Linked DNA regions of Homo sapiens: region 2 is linked to region 1. Evidence: chromatin loops called from intact Hi-C (ENCODE). Cell type or tissue: IMR-90. All regions are shown on one strand.

Evidence for each region. Peaks named below come from ENCODE experiments on the same cell type or tissue, not always from the same donor. Only the 100,000 strongest peaks of a DNase experiment are listed, where the experiment ranks them.
Region 2: it touches region 1 in a loop (6-fold over the local background); 14 of 110 quality-filtered maps call a loop at or near these places.

The regions. Positions count from the first base shown.
Region 1 is chr17:69,567,739-69,570,238 of GRCh38, reverse strand. No RefSeq gene overlaps it. Among named protein-coding and RNA genes, the nearest start is that of LINC01483, 25 kb to the left of the region's middle. RefSeq lists an enhancer at 642-1,143. In IMR-90, a CTCF peak has its summit at 1,030 (motif pointing left); a DNase peak (open chromatin) is centred at 998; H3K4me3 peaks cover 218 bases; H3K27ac peaks cover 629 bases.
Region 2 is chr17:70,167,112-70,169,611 of GRCh38, reverse strand. It overlaps KCNJ2 (potassium inwardly rectifying channel subfamily J member 2), which reads right to left and starts at 80. Exons shown (of 2, transcript NM_000891.3): 1 at 1-80. It overlaps KCNJ2-AS1 (KCNJ2 antisense RNA 1), which reads left to right and starts at 210. Exons shown (of 1, transcript NR_036534.1): 1 at 210-2,500. RefSeq lists a silencer at 25-484. In IMR-90, CTCF peaks have their summits at 636 and 1,396 (motif pointing right); DNase peaks (open chromatin) are centred at 161 and 1,401; H3K4me3 peaks cover 1,537 bases; H3K27ac peaks cover 968 bases.

The DNA of each region.
Region 1 (2,500 bases):
TGTATGATAGTAATTTTATAACTGTTAATTCAATTCTTATCATATGTCAGCCACTGAGCTGGCATATATTATTTTACTTAATCTTTAAAGCAACCTATAGAATTAGCCTCATCTTACAAGTGAAGAAACTAAGACATCTAAAGGCGAAGAAATCTGCCCGAGCTTGTACAGTTTCACACCAAGAAAGCCTGACAATAAAATCCAGGTTCGACCAGTACCCTGGACTCTTCCCTGTGGAACAGTGCCTGATAATTGATAAGTGATTCATAAGTATTTACTGCTTCTGCAAGAGGGTCTGTTTCTTATTTTTAAAAGTTAAATCTAACTGATACTTTACCTATTGTTATTTGCCCCTGGAATACAGAGAAATCTTTATAGGAGAAGGAGGAAGAGGAATTTACAATCTGCTCCACTGGTAAGTATCATGAGCCACTGACAGGTTTTCGCCCTCCCTGGGTGCAAATCACAGTAGCCCTTCATAAGAAATACTTAGAAAGGGGCCGGGCACGTGGCTCAGGCCTGTAATCCCAGCACTTTGGGAGGCCGAGGCGGATGGATCACCTGAGGTCAGGAGTTCGAGAGCAGCCTGACCAACATGGTGAACCCTCCCCACGACTCTACTAAAAATACAAAAATTAGCTAGGCGTGATGGCGGGTGCCCGTAATCCCAGCTACTCCGGAGGCTGAGGCAGGCGAATCGCTTGAACCCGGGAGGCGGAGCTTGCAGTGAGCTGAGATCGCGCCACTGCACTCCAGCCTGGGTGAGGGAGCGAGACTCCATCTCAAAAAAAAAAAAAAAGAAGAAAAAGAAAAGAAATACTTAGAAAGTTGGTGTCTCATATATTATTCAGTTAGGAAGTATAGCGTCTCCCCTGCCGGCTTCACTGTATTGGTACTAGAAATGCCAGTGTTTGAAGACGGCTCAAACGCCAGGTACTTTAATTCGTTCTTTCGTTTGCCTTCGTAAGACACAGCGAAATGTTCCTGCGTCAGTGGATTCAGGGAATCCTGTGTGTTTTGCTGCCCCCTTGTGGCTATTTTAAATGTCTCTCAAGTGATTTATAACCTGGATTAAAATTTTCCAATTCAAACTCCTCACGGCGGAAGGTTAAGTATGCATTCTTGGTACCATTGCCTTTGATGTAAAACATGCACATACACTAGCACACTGAATTTTAATTTATCTCTGAATGATAGAGTTATGGCTAAATTCTCAACTGCACTTGAAAGAGATCTTTTAATTCAAACTTCCACAAGGTAGGATATTACTTGTCTCCAAAGTTTAATATTGGAGCTTGATCATTCACCATATTACCAACATAAATTGACCCCTGTATACAAAGGGACAGGAGGAAGATTGTAAACTTACCATTGTGTTACCTGCTTCCTAGAAAGATGTTAAACAATTTTAATACTTTAAATTGAGAGAGAAGAGAGAAGACCACACAAGACACAAGATACAGTCATTTTAAAAGGGTTTTTTCATCAATGCTGTGGAGATGCCAGAGATCGCAGCCACAGCTGAGAAGCGGATCAAGAAAGGAAAAAAATAAAACAGGAACCAAACTGATCAAAATATGCCTAACTTTTTAAGAGAAATATTTATTGGATAGTTTAAAATCAAGTTTGTTAATTTAAACATTTATCAACCCCTTCACTCCAGCTTTTCCGCGCTCATCAAAGAATTCCTACATAGGAGCCTTAACATTAAAGGGTTTTTTCCAAGAAATATGAAACAGATAAACTAATATTGTAAGGAACTACAATTATATACTATGAAACAATAATCAAACATTTGAAAAGAACTTTTTGCTGTTCCATTTTCTGTCAAAATTTACTCTCCTCCACTTCCACTTAAGTTAGTAAACTCTAAGTTTTGAAATAAATTGCCTTTGGATTAGCCAAAATGTTATAAAGTATAATTATTAAGGTGTTATATATTAACATACTTCATATATAACATATATGAAGTCTATATAATACCTCATATGCATTATATTATATAATAATATAATATATATCTTATATAGTATATATCATATATAATATAAACTTCCACAATGTAGAATATTTCTTTTCTCCGAAGTTTATTACTATATTATATATTGTTATATATTATATATAATAGCTCACATATAATACATTATATATGAAGTATATATTAATATATATCTATATATTTATGTCGTTATATATTATATATGAAGTATATAAATAATATATTCTATATGTAATATAGTTATATCATATATTATTTATATAACTAGTCTAATATATTAAATATTAAGCATATGTTAATATATTATGTTAAATAATATATATGATTATGATTATTAAATAGTATATTATATATTTAATACATTATAATATAGTATCACATAATATAAATTATTATATAAGGTATATGTGAAGTATATTATATATACCAAGTGTAATATACCTATATATTATATGTTAATTTATTAAGGTATAATTGTAAAACATTTAAGGAATGTAAGGT
Region 2 (2,500 bases), 600 kb before region 1:
CCAAAGCAAACCAGAATTCCCAAGACCCAGCCCGCCGGCGCCGGGAAGGCTGCGCGCTGGCCAGGGCTCCAGTGCGCTCTGCAATATCCTGGGCTCTTTTGAGGCGGTCCGTGCGACACCGGCTCTCCTGGCCCCGCCCCCGGCCGCTGCCGGCCAATCGCAGCGCGCCTGGCCGCGCGGCCGGCCCCGGGAACCGCGGCGGGGAGGGGAGGATGCTGCGAGGCGTTGCCAGCGGAGGGAACCTGCCGCCGCCTCGTCCCCCTCCACCCTCGGAGCCCGGCCGGGGAGTCGGGCCCGGGCCGGGGAGGAGGAAGTTGCGGCCCAGCTGGGACAGCAGCAGGTGGGAAGCTCCGCGCCCGGCTGTTGCGGCTGCCTGATTGCAGCCTGGCCTTGGGCAAAGCTTCCTACTCCGTCTGGAGCCCCACACACTTCCCGGTTCCCCCGCTCTTGGGCCGCTTGCCCTGCGTGCTCCTCGAGGGGCCTGCGAGGTGCCAGCGCCGGGTAGAGACCTTTGCCGCAGGGGCAGGATTGTTCGTCGGTCCCGGCGCGTCTCCCTCTCCACTCCCTCTCTGCCGGAGCCCCTCGGCCCTTCGAAGCCCCCCGCGGAGGCTGCAGCGCCCGGAGAAGCCACTGAGTCAATGGGGCGAGGGACTGGGGCGGGCGCGCAGAGCCCCCAGGATTGAGACGCGCGCAAGTGCGGCCACTGCAGCGCCGCTTGGCTGTTTGTTCTCCCGACTGTTCGCGAATTACTTACAAGGCGCCTAGGCTTCTCCGAAGGGTGGACGGCTCGTTCCCTCTCGCCTTGTCCGCCCTCAGTCTCTCCACCACCGCCCGGCACGCTTTGCTGATCTAAAATCAGAACAATTAGAGAGTAATGATTTTTTTTGGAATAGCAACTCCTACAGACACTCAGATCTGCCCTCGCTTCAGCGCCTCCCAGCCCTCCTTCCCAGCAGCCAGGCGAGAGCGCGCAGACCCCTAAAAAGCAACTTCAGTGTTAACCGGGTCTGGATCCTGGAACTTTATAAACTAATCCGTGTGTGTGTGTGTGTGTGTGTGTGTAAACCGAAGAGTAAGTGCCTATTATTTCTGAGTACTTCGGTGTCCTAACGAAGCTTTGCTCCTAAAGGACAGGATATATTTTAGGAGTCTTTCTTTCCACTGAGTTTTTTAAATGTTTATTTTCTCGAGCGATCAAATGTGTCTTTTGTGCAGTTTATTTAAACCTCGTAAGGCCTCCTTGAGTCGCTGAACTAATTCAGCAAACTAGCTGGTATTGTGGACGGCGCAGTCGGGGTGGATTTTTGTGTGTAGGAGAGGTGAAACTGACAATTCAAGGAAAGGTTCTGTGCGAGTCCCCACCTCCCATCCTCATATCCACACGTGGCCCCTAGGAGGTGCTGGTGAAATATGCTTGCTTAGGTTTCGCAGATCCGCACTTACTCCTGCCTTAACAAGTGTGCCTTTTTTCTTAGCACTGAGCAAGGTACTTAAATTAAAAGGGTGTGCAAGAGATGATGCACTCGGTGTGGCTGCTCTGATAGCCAAATGGCGATGTGGTCCCAGTTAATGTGTTGAGATTATACTGTTCACCAAGCCCTGTTACGAACTCTGTTGCCATGCACGTGGGAATAATGCCTGCCCCAAGGGAGGTCTTCTTTAACATCTATTTAGTCATGTGTTATTTATAAACAGCTTGAATTAATACTGTAAAATAGACGGATGTCTAAGAATCTAGGCTGTAGCCTAAAGCTAAATGAACCTGAGGGTAGACAAGTTCACTCTGTATTAACCAAAGGATAATGAATGAGTTCACCGCTCAGTTCAATAAGCTTCTTCTGAAATATGCTTCCTCCTGGACTTCTAAGAAACAGGCCAAAAGTTTAATTATCCCTTAAAACATGTTAAGCCTAAATAGAAAAAGGAAATTAATCATTTATAGATTTTCTCTTCTTTATTATGATTCAGTTGGTGCATCTGTAGATGGCTAAGAATTTTCCAAACCACGTGAATTCAGAGAGGCAACACTTTTGTTGTTGTTGTTTTTCCAGGTAATGAGCTCGCTTTGAAAACCAGTCACTCGGAAAGGGATGGCATTTTTATGCAACTTGGATTGAAATGGTTTTGCTTTAGTATTCTACTCTAATTAGAAAGAATACACCACAGGCCGAAATAGTTTCATATGATAGGAAAATCTTTAAAGAAAGGAACACAGAGTTATTAGATTATGGTTGGCTGTATAAATTTAGCTGGGCAGCGGGAGGAAGGTCATAATAAATGTATCCTGCTCTCTCTCATCAATTATCAGCAGCACATCCCCCAACATTCTCTCCTCCCAAAGACTGAAGGATGTGCAGCAAAGCTTAGATCTTGAAGGAGAAGGTTCGGGAAAAATTAATGATTTTAATTAGAACTTTCCAATCTAAGTAGAATCATTACCTTAATTAGCTAAATAAGGAAGTATGAAGGATGAAATTTTGCAAATGAAATTTTGTAAATG